Regions from separate parts of the Homo sapiens genome. Here region 1 is linked to region 2. Evidence: chromatin loops called from intact Hi-C (ENCODE). Cell type or tissue: heart left ventricle. All regions are shown on one strand. Each heading gives the region's core, and the rest is flanking DNA. Links, peaks and the distances in the headings are about the cores only.

What was found. Peaks named below come from ENCODE experiments on the same cell type or tissue, not always from the same donor. Only the 100,000 strongest peaks of a DNase experiment are listed, where the experiment ranks them.
Region 1: it touches region 2 in a loop (2.5-fold over the local background); 19 of 110 quality-filtered maps call a loop at or near these places.

What each region holds. Positions count from the first base shown.
Region 1 is chr17:3,532,645-3,538,008 of GRCh38, reverse strand. TRPV3 (transient receptor potential cation channel subfamily V member 3) reads left to right here. Exons shown (of 18, transcript NM_145068.4): 7 at 2,296-2,436; 8 at 5,072-5,352. Among named protein-coding and RNA genes, the nearest start is that of TRPV3, 22 kb to the left of the region's middle. RefSeq lists a silencer at 2,211-2,260. In heart left ventricle, for the core only: CTCF peaks have their summits at 2,133 and 2,332; a DNase peak (open chromatin) is centred at 2,368; H3K4me3 peaks cover 841 bases; H3K27ac peaks cover 461 bases.
Region 2 is chr17:3,644,905-3,650,268 of GRCh38, reverse strand. CTNS (cystinosin, lysosomal cystine transporter) reads right to left here. Exons shown (of 12, transcript NM_004937.3): 4 at 2,747-2,825; 5 at 1,338-1,422. LOC105371493 (a long non-coding RNA gene) reads left to right here. Exons shown (of 6, transcript XR_007065579.1): 4 at 8-105; 5 at 5,094-5,308. Among named protein-coding and RNA genes, the nearest start is that of CTNS, 11 kb to the right of the region's middle. In heart left ventricle, for the core only: a CTCF peak has its summit at 2,267 (motif pointing right); a DNase peak (open chromatin) is centred at 2,277.

The DNA.
Region 1 (5,364 bases), core at 204-5,203, 110 kb after region 2:
GCCAGGATGGTCTCGATCTCCTGACCTCGTGATCTGCCCGCCTCAGCCTCCCAAAGTGCTGGGATTACAGGTGTGAGCCACCGTGCCTGGCATGCCTTTTTTTTTTTTTTTTTTTTAAAAAGACAGAGTCTTGCTCTCTAGCCCAGGCTGGAGTACAGTGGCGCGATCTCTGCCTCCTGAGTTCAAGTGATTCTCCTGCTTCAACCTCCTGAGTAGCTGGGACTACAGGTGCCCGCCACCACACTTGGCTAATTTTTTTGTATTTTCAGTAGAGATGGGGTTTCTCCATGTGGGCCAGGCTGGTCTCGAACTCCTGACCTCAAGTGATCCACCCGCCTCGGCTTCCCAAAGTGCTGGGATTACAGGTGTGAGCTACCGCGCCCGGCCCTAAAACACATTGCCTTTTTATATATCTCAAATATTTTCCCCAGCCTATCACTTGTCTTTAACTTTCATTAGGATGCATTCGGAAATACAGAAATCTCCGAGGTAGGGGGATTGCTTGAGCCCAGGAATTCAAGACCAGCCTGGGCAACACAGCAAGATCCTGTCTCTACAAAAAATTTTAAAAATAAGCCGGGAGTGGTGGTGCAGGCCTGTAGTCCACACGTGTGTGTGTATATATGTACACAGAAATAGTTTTATTTACTTATCTAACATAAAATAGGACCATCACGTCTGTATTCTACAAGTTGCTTTGTTTGATTAACTGTATGTCTTAGAGCATTTCTTATGCCAAATATGAAAGTCTAGCTTTTGGGGGGCTGAGACAGGAGGATCGTTTGAGCCCAGGAGTTCAAGGTTGCAGTGAGCTATGCTCACGCCACTGCACTCCAGCCTGGGTGACACAGCAAGATCCTATGTCAAACATACAAACAAACAAACAAAAAACCAAAAACCCCCAAAACCAAAAACCTTTATGTAAGCAAATATGTCAGCCTTTTCTTTATGGTTTCTGCCTTTTGGATCCTGCTTAAGAAGGTCTTCCCTACCAAAAGGTTAGCTATAAACAAACTTTCTAATGTGTCTTAAAGCTTGGTTCTTTAATCCACCAAGACTATGTTTGTTTATGACACAGCGGCAGCTCTTTGGAAACTGCTGTTTCTGTTGGTGCATTTCGAGACCCTTCCCCCACTCCAGCCTTCTGGTCCCTTCCATCTGGAAGTTCTCTGGTCTCCAGCAGGCTTAGTGTCTCTCCCGCTACCCTTCTTTCCTCTTGCTGTGTCACCAGCGTATCATTCACCCACCGCCAGGGCTGAATACCTAGATCTTACCTGAGACACCCTTCTTCCCAGCCGGGCATCCTGAAGGCTCTTTCTCCAGAGGGTCTTTGGGCTTCCTCCTTTCTCCACCCTTCATGTGCCCTCCAACTCCCCTTAGTCCAGGCCTCATCATTTTTTTGTTTGTTTGTTTGTTTTTTGAGATGGAGTTTCACTCTTCTTGCCCAGGCTGGAGTGCAATGGACCAATCTCGGCTCACTGCAACCTCTGCCTCCTGGGTTCAAGCGATTCTCCTGCCTCAGCCTCCCAAGTAGCTGGGATTACAGGCATGCGCCCCCACGGCCGGCTAATTTTGTATTTTTAGTACAGACCATGTTTCACCATGTTGGTCAGGCTGCTCTCGAACTCCTGACCTCAGGTGATCCACCTGCTTTGGCCTCCCAGTGTGCTGGGATTACAGGCCTCATCATTTCCTTCACTGGTCTCGGCTGCTTCTAACGCATCCTCCACTTTTGCAGCCAGAGAGGTCTGAAAACACCCATGCACCGAGCCCTACATTCTCGTCCTGCCAGTTTCCTAATTCAAGGCCGTCTGTGACTCTGGCCCTTAGCACAAGCTCTGCCCTCTTGCCCTGGCTGATGAGCTGGCCCCACACCGCCTCGCTAAACTTCTGAGGTCCCAGGTTAGAGAGCTCTGGGAAGCCCCCTGACGCTCTCTGGCTGTGAAGGGCCCTTGCTCTGGGTACCGCAGCTCCTGCACCCCTCTGAATCGTAGCACCTCGTTCTCAGTGACACTGCGGGCTTCTTGAGGAAAATAATCGAGATTGCGTCTTGGGCACCCACTGACCCCCAGCGCCTGGGGCCGGAGCCCGGAGCAGGCGCTCCACAAACATTTCTTGGGTCCGCGCAGGCATGAAGGAAGCAAAGAACAAAGCTGGGATTCCTGGTAGCTGGCGACACAGACCAGGGTTCTGATCTCCCCGTGGGTTCGGGGAGGGTATGGAGGCCAGAGCGGGTGGGCAAGAGGCCCCTGTGCCCGGCGCTGAGGCTCCCGCGCGTCCCCGCCCGCTCCGCAGGGCAGACGGCGCTGAACATCGCCATCGAGCGGCGGCAGGGGGACATCGCAGCCCTGCTCATCGCCGCCGGCGCCGACGTCAACGCGCACGCCAAGGGGGCCTTCTTCAACCCCAAGTACCAACACGAAGGCTTCTACTTCGGTGGGTGCCGCCCCCGCCCGGTGCGGAGTCTGGGAGGAGGGAGGAGGGAGACGGGAGAGGAAGGGAGGGAAGGGGAAGGAGGGAAGAAGGGAGGAGGGGGGAAGAAAGAGGGAAGGAGGAAGGAAGTGAGGAGGGAGAGGGAGGAAGGGAGGGGGAAACAGGAAGGAGAGAGGAGGGAGAGGGAGGAGGGAGGAAGGAAGCAGGAAGGATGAGGGAGGAAGGAAGGGAGGAGGGAGAGGAAGGAAGGGAGGAGGGAGAAAGGAAGAGGGAAGCAGGAAGGAGGGAGGAAGGGAGGAGGGAGGAGGGAGAGGGAGGAGGAGTAAGGAGGGGGAGGGAGGGAGGAGGGAGGCAGGAGACAGAAGGGAGAAGGAGGAGGGAGAGGGAGGAAGGGAGGAGGAAGGAGGGCGGAGGGAGAGAAAGGAAGGAAGGAGGGAGGAAGGGAGGGGCCACCCCGCTTTGAGCTCCACCCACACTGTCCCTGCCTTAAGAAGCTCTGGTGCCCCAGAGGGGCAGGAGGGGAGGAGGCTGGGCATGTCCATCTGAGCAGGACACCAGGGTGGACCAGAGAAGGAGGGGCTGGGAGGAGGTGTTGGGGGAGGAGTCCATGTTCCGGTGGTGTCACCTGGTGGTCTTAGAAGCATTGTCCTGGGTAGCTCTCTGAGGGAACAGAGACCTGGGAGGGAGGCTGAGGAGGCAGCCCCATTTTACAGGCGAGGAGATGGCTCTGTGAAGGGAAAGGACTTGCCCCAGGGTAGCAGGGCATTGACTTAGGTGTCCTGGCCTCCAGCTCTGACCTCTGTGCCAGGGCCCAGTGCATCTCAGGACTGCAGACAGGGAGTCGAGAGTGAGAGGGCAGAACTCCCCTGCCTCACAAGTCACAGAGTCCAGAAGCAATTGGGGTTAGGATGCTCTAGGAAAAAAAAAAAAAATTGAAATGCATAATTTAGATATAGTGAAAGTCACCCGTGTTAGAGGACAGTTCTGTTCATTTTCACAGTGCGTCGAGTTGGTTCACCACCACTGCAGTCAGAACAGGGAACAAATGGCTCCGTCACACACAAAAATTTCTCTGTGTAACTTTGTTGCAGAGGAGACCCCTCCTGCCACCCAGTCTTGCCTGACTGATGATCACCCATCTGTTTTCTCTTCTGGGTGTTATTTTTTTTATTTTTATTTTTTTAATGGAGTCTCACTCTGTTGCCCAGGCTGCTGGAGTGCAGTGGTGCCATCTGGCTCACTGCAGCCTCTGCCTCCTGGGTTCAAGCGATTCTCATGCTGCAGCCTCCTGAGTAGCTGGGACTATCTTCTGGGTGGTTTTTTAATCAGCAGGACTAGCTAGTCTGTGCTCTGGGCAGCCCTGCGTGTCCAGGTGTGGGTGTCCTGGAAAACGGGGTCTTGTCCAGTTCATCGTGTGTCCCCATTGCCCTGCATAGGAGCTGGTTGGACCTGGTGTTGGGAAGCATTTGTTGGGTGGGGCGAGGAGAGGGGAGGCAGCTGAAGACCTGGTGTCCGGAGCTGGTCGTGTCCCAGGCTTGCTGTGTGACCTCATGTGAGTCACTTGCCTTATTTTTTCTTAACAAGCATTTATTGAGCACTTACTGTCTACATCAGGCACTGTTCTAGGTACTTGAAATGTATCAGTGAACAAAATAGAGATCCTTGCCCTCATGGAACTTACATTCTAGACAGGGAGAGACCATCGGTAATAAGCACTATAAATAAGAATTTTATATACTATGATATGAAATGATAAGTGCTCTTAAAAAATACAAAGTAGACCGAGTGCAGTGACTCACATCTGTAATCCCAGCACTTTGGGAGGCCAAGGCAGGTGGATCACGAGGTCAGGAGTTCAAGACCATCCTGGCCAACATGGGGAAACCCCATCACTACTAAAAATACAAAAATTAGCCGGGCGTGGTGGCGGGCGCCTGTAGTCCCAGCTACTCAGGAGGCTGAGGCAGGAGAATAGCTTGAACCCGGGAGGCAGAGGTTGCAGTGAGGCGAGATCGCACCACTGCACTCCAGCCTGGCGACAGAGTAGGACTCCATCTCAAAAAAAAAAAAAAAAGTAAAGCAGAGGACAAGGAACCAAGAGTTCTGTCTGGGACAAGAGGAGGGTGGATTTTAATTTTAAATAGAGTGGTTAGGGTGGCTCACTGAAAGGTGACATTTGAGCAAGGACTTGAAGGAGGTGAGGGAGAAAGTGACTGGGCTATCTACAGGCAGAGGGGACAGCCGAGCGAAGGCCCCCAGGCGGCGTGTTGGAGGAGGTGGAAAAAGGCCGTTGTAGCAGGAGGGAGTGAGTGATGGAGAGAGGAGGTCAGAGTATGCAGGGCTTTGTGGGCTGTCATTGGAACCTGTGCTTTCATTCTGGGGGAGGCACTAACAGGTTGGTCTGGCTGCTGTGCTGAGCAGAGTATTAAAGGGCCAGGGTGGAGGCAGGGAGGCCAGTTAGGAGGCTACCGCAGTGATCTAGCTTCACTCTTCCCCGTAGAAGCGGAAGATGGGGAGAGGGCTAGGGAACCTGAGGTGCCCATCCTGCTGAGATAGGATATGGGCCCCAGTCCTGGGGCTTGGGGGACGCTGCTTCCGGCCCATGAGAGAACCAAGCTTCAGTGCGCTCATCCCCCAGGTGAGACGCCCCTGGCCCTGGCAGCATGCACCAACCAGCCCGAGATTGTGCAGCTGCTGATGGAGCACGAGCAGACGGACATCACCTCGCGGGACTCACGAGGCAACAACATCCTTCACGCCCTGGTGACCGTGGCCGAGGACTTCAAGACGCAGAATGACTTTGTGAAGCGCATGTACGACATGATCCTACTGCGGAGTGGCAACTGGGAGCTGGAGACCACTCGCAACAACGATGGCCTCACGCCGCTGCAGCTGGCCGCCAAGATGGGCAAGGCGGAGGTGGGGCCATGG
Region 2 (5,364 bases), core at 212-5,211:
TTCCTAGGGGGCTCAGAGCTGATTTGCAGCCCATCTTGATGTGCCTCATGGCTACTGATCTCATCCCTGCATTCTTCTCCTCCTGCTTCCACCAGCTTTATTAAGGTATCATTGACAAATAAAAAGTGTATATATTTGCAGTATATAACGTGATGCTTTGATGTATGCATACATTGTGAAATGACTAAATCAAGCTAATTAATATCCATCATCTCAGATACTTATCTTTTTTTTGTTGTTGTTACGAACGTGAGTAGCTAGGACTATAGGTGCAAGCCACTGCACCCAGCTGTGGTGGGAACATTTAGGATCTATCTCTTAGCAGTTTTTAGGCATGCAGTAATACATGATTGTTAACTATATCGCCAGGTTGTACAATAGCTCTCCAGAAGTTATGCGCCCTGAGTGACTTGCGTTCATCTTGTTATTTAAACCCTTATTTGCCACCTCCTCTGTGGATGCTTTTTATCTAATTGAATAGCAACTGGCTCAAATGCTCAGTAAGGTGGGAGCAGGGTACACACAAATAGATACATGCATAAAGCTATGGGTAATGATCGCTATTAGATCACACGGCCTCTGGCACTGGTTTTTGGAAACGACACCCAACCAGTGGTGTCTCAGAATGAGGCTTCACAAACCTTAATGTGGACTCAAACCATTTGGGGATCTTGCTAGTGTGCTGACTTTGAATCAGTAGGTTTGGGATGGGGCCTGAGATGCTGTGTTCCTAAGGAAGCCCAATTCTCTGGTCCTTGAATGCCCTTTGAGCAGCCAGGCCTTGAAAATTGTAAGAACTTTTTTTTTTTTTTTTTTTGAGAAGGAGTCTCACTCTGTCACCCAGGCTGGAGTGTAGTGGGGCCATCTAGGCTCACCCCAACCTCCGCCTCCTGGGTTCAAGTGATCCTCCTGCCTCAGCCTCCCAAGTGGCTTGGATTACAGGTGCATGCCACCACGACTGGCTAATTTTTGTATTTACTTTAGTAGAGATGGGGTTTCACCATGTTGATCAGGCTGGTCTCGAACTTCCTACCTCAGGTGACCCGCTCACCTTGGCCTCCCAGAGTGCTGGGATTACAGGCGTGAGCCACCACTCCCGGTAAGAACGTTTACATTCCCAGAACCATTTTTGCCTCAGGTTCCTCACTATCACCTTCTTAATTCCATCTAATGGCATGTGATACTCATCCCCAAAAGACACCAACAAAGCCAAAATCACAGATTTCTAGGTTGATGGAACAGGGGCCGCCTAGGAGACCTGTTTCCACCAGCTCTTAATTCAAATGTGTTCTGTTACCTAGCATTTCCCTACCCATCCGTTAAGATTGGTTACTTACTTCATCGGGGAGCTCAAGGATAGTAATATTTTTGGAACGAAATGTGATTTCAAAAGTGATCACCAGGGTTGCATTTAATGGTGGCCTGTGGAGGACAAGAGTCTAATTACTGCTGAGAAGCTGGACAGTGAGATCTCAACCAACCCTCTGGATTTCACATCTGGCCTTCAACTCTCAAGCAGTTAGGCTTAGGAAATGCTAGGTGCTCCACCCTGATGGGTAGCCAGGTGGAAATCGTGCTCCCGTAGGCCTTCCTGTCTTAATCAGGAGACCAGGTGTCTGTCCCTTCAGGGTAGGGTGAGAACAGAGAAGAAAGCAAGGTGGGTGTGAATGACAAATGAGGCATCTGGAGGCCCAGGACCGTGGCTCCCTGCTCCGGTGGGAAAGGCTTCCCAGAGAGTCGGGTCTGAGTGGGGCCTTGTGTGAGGGCCAGCATTTGACTGAAGGAGGAGAGGGCTCAGGCAGGGAATGAGGAGGGAGCAGTCCGGACTTGGAAAGCTGGGAGAGGCATCTGACGGGAGAAGGCAGATGTGCTGGCTGGAAGCCGTCTTCTGGGCCCTGGCCCTGGGTTTAGAGGCCTGGAGTTAATCTGAAAGGCAGTGGGAGGCCACTCCAGGGGCCTGGACAGTTGTGGTAAGAGATGACTTGTAAGATTTGCAGGGGGAGGGTGTGCAGAGACAGAAGGAGCTGGGAGCGGAATGGCAGGCCTGCTAGGGGCCTCGGAACCAAAGCTTTGCTTTCAGGCCAGATCTCGCAGGAGAGGCGAGGAAGGGGGAAAGGCATAAAGAGAGAAGGAGAGGGTTCTAGGTCTTCTTCATCAGGGAATCCTCACGGCTGGGAGGCAAGGGAAGGACAAAGCAGCTAAGAGCAGAGAAGGCAGAGGCAGCCTCCCTGGCACAGACTGGACTAGGTCGCGACGTTTGTGCCTAAGCCAGCAGGTGGCAGCAAGTGAGACTCCCAGACAAGGCCCAGCATGAGCGGCATTCACCCGACGTGGCCACTCCTGCTTCTGAAAGCAACCTCAGAAGTGCCAACCAGCAGCTCAGCTCCCTGCCCCTTGACCTTCAGGGCTCTCTTCAAATACTTAGTCTTAGAAAGAATCGCTTTGAAATCTGGCCTCAACACCGGTCACACAGGACTCTTCCCATGCGGGGAAAAGACGCACGTCTCTGGGAGAAGCACCCCTTCCTTCTCCTGCCAGGGAAAGTGAGGACTCAGGGTGGGGGTCAGCCTTTGCGATCCCATCCTGCAGCCCGGGGCTAGCACCATCCCTTTTTCTAGGGCTTGTCTTACAGGTAAGAGGCAAGAATAGCGCATCTGAAATCTGAACAGACTGAGCCAGGGGTCAGCCCTGACCCAGCTGCGGGGCCTGAGCGGAGCTGAGCACAGCGCCAGGCCCAGGAACTTACCGCAGGGTGAGGCTGACGTTGGTCGAGCTGCCGTTCTCCAGCTTTACGACAGGAGGAACAGTGAGGCTGACGCTTGACTCTGGAAGGACCCAAATCAATGACATGAGGCACTGGGTCAGAGTTCAGGCCTGTGACAGAAAACTGGGCCGAAACCCCTGACATCTGAACTCCTGAGCTCTGACTCTCTGACGAGCCCTATTCTGTGATGGGACTGCAAACACAGGCCCTGGTTAGCTTCCTTCCCCACCTGCTGCCAGAGACAGAGATGGAGGAAAACAGGCCTGAGCAGGAAACGCCGGAGCGTCCTCCTCCCGCTGCGATGACAGGCTCTGAGAGTCTGCGGCTGAGTTAACCAGAGATTGTTAGAGAACCATGGAGCCCAAAAATCATTACAGGGGAATTCCAGCGTGACCTGGGAGCGTAAAAGGCAGCCGTGAACCACCTCTTCAGATGAAAGCACAGGGGTCTCCTCTGTTCATGAAGTCAAAATGGTCCTGAAGAACTGGGCCAGCCCCTTTCCTGCACTCTCAGAGAGACACATGGGCCCAGCTAATGAGTTTCTAAGGAGCCCTTTGGGGTCCCTTCCCAACCCAGCTCACCCTGGCACTGGTCCCCTTCCTGGGGCTGACTATCTGCGGGGTACTGGAGGAGGAAGGGTGAATAGTTGTTTCACTCTGAGATTTCTTCTTGGCATTAAGCTGTTAACTCAGAATCAAGTTGACAAACAGGCCCCCAGATGAGGGAAGAAGCAGATCTGGGTCTTAGGGTCTTAGAAAACCATCGTGGGGCTGGGCGTGGTGGCTCACGCTTAGAAACCTGGCGCTTTGGGAGGCCAAGGCGGGAGGACTGCTTGAGCCCAGGAGCTGGAGATCAGCCTGGGCAACACAGAAAGACTCTGTTTCTACAGAATATTTTCTTAAAAAAAGAAAGAAAACTGGGCAGGCGTGGTGGCTCATGCCTGTAATCCCAGCCTTTTGGGAGGCCGAGGCAGGTGGATCACGAGGTCAGAGGATCAAGACCGTCCTGGCCAACATGGTGAAACCCTGTCTCTACTAAAAATACAAAAAATTAGCTGGGTTTGGTGGCATGCACCTGTAGTCCCGGCTACTTTGGAGGCTGAGGCAGAGAACTGCTTGAACCTGGAAGGCAGAGGTTGCAGTGAGCTGAGATCGCTACTGCATTCCAGCCTGGGCAACAGAGCGAGACTCCATCTCAAAAAAAAAAAAAAAAGAAAGAAAACCCTCTTGCAAGGCCAACTAGCCCAGAGCACCGGACTGAGTAAGCCTCTCTTTGTGTGCTTCCTGTATTCTTTGTGCAGCCCCGTCCCAGCCTCTGCTCCCAGGGGTACTGGAAGGCTCATGCCACACCTGCCATCTCACTTCCCCTGCCTGATTGCCTTCAGGGTTACACACAGCCTGGGGTTATGGTCATGACTCTAGGCCGGGCGGGGAAGCAGGTGCATGACTGTGATGAGGAGCGTCTTTGCAACGGCAGAGGCTGCCAGCATGCCCGGTTCCCCGACCCAGACCCCGTCACTCAGACCCCCCAGGCCCAGTTCCCCCCACCCAGACCCTGTCACTCAGACCCCTCAAAGGCAGATGAATTGAGATCTGAAATTTTAGACGCTTGGGTTGGAAGGAAACTTTTTTTTTTTTTTTTTTTTGAGACAGAGTCTCGCTTTGTTGCCCAGGCTGGAGTGCAGTGGCATGATCTTTGCTCACTGCAACCTCTGCCTCCTGGGTTCAAGTGATTCTCCTGTCTCAGCCTTCCAAGTAGCTGGAATTATAGGCATGCAGCACCACGTCTGGCTAATTTTTGTATTTTTAGTAGAGATGAGGTTTCACCATGTTGGCCAGGCTGGTCTTGAACTCCTGACATCAGGTGATCTGCCTGCCTTGGCCTTCCAAAGCGCTGGGACTACAGGTGTGAGCCACCATACCTGGCCCGGAAGGAAACTTAAAGTTACCCAATTTGACCTCTGATTCTCCGCCTCAATACTCCTACCTGGTAGTTTCTCTTCCTCTGTAACCTCGTCTCCTCTAAGGAGATCACAGCCTGAAGCTTGCCCTGCCAGGCCAGGCTCTGCTACCCAGAGCCTCTCAGACCCTGAGAGCTGCCTTCTCCATGCTCAGCACATGTGAATACAGATGGAAGCTCTGTCCCAAGTCCGTAGGTCCCCACAGTCCACAATCTCCAGTCCCCTGCTGGCTGGCTGGGCTCCTCAGAACAGGATGTCCCCTGGCCCTTGCAGAGGCCAAGGTGCTCAGAGCGGCAAAAGGCAGTCCCTTCCTTATGTGGAGCCTCAGAGCCTGGAAGCCGCTGTGGCGAGTCTGCCCTTCTTTTTCAGGCTCACTGTTCTGAGGTCATTCTGAGGATTTCTTCTGGGCTTGCATAGCTGGGACTTCCTGTACCACCAGTTCAATTCTGCCTAGAGCTGAGGACCATGCCAGATAAGCAAGTCCCACAACCAGCCACTGCTCAGGACAGGATGCTGAAAGTGATGCTGGGCGGCCAGCCAGACTCTGGATCCCTAGGGCTCTGCCAGAGGTAGTGGAGGTCAAGGTGAGTGGGAGATCTACATGGCTACAGAGCTCCTACAATCTTTGCATATAGGAGGT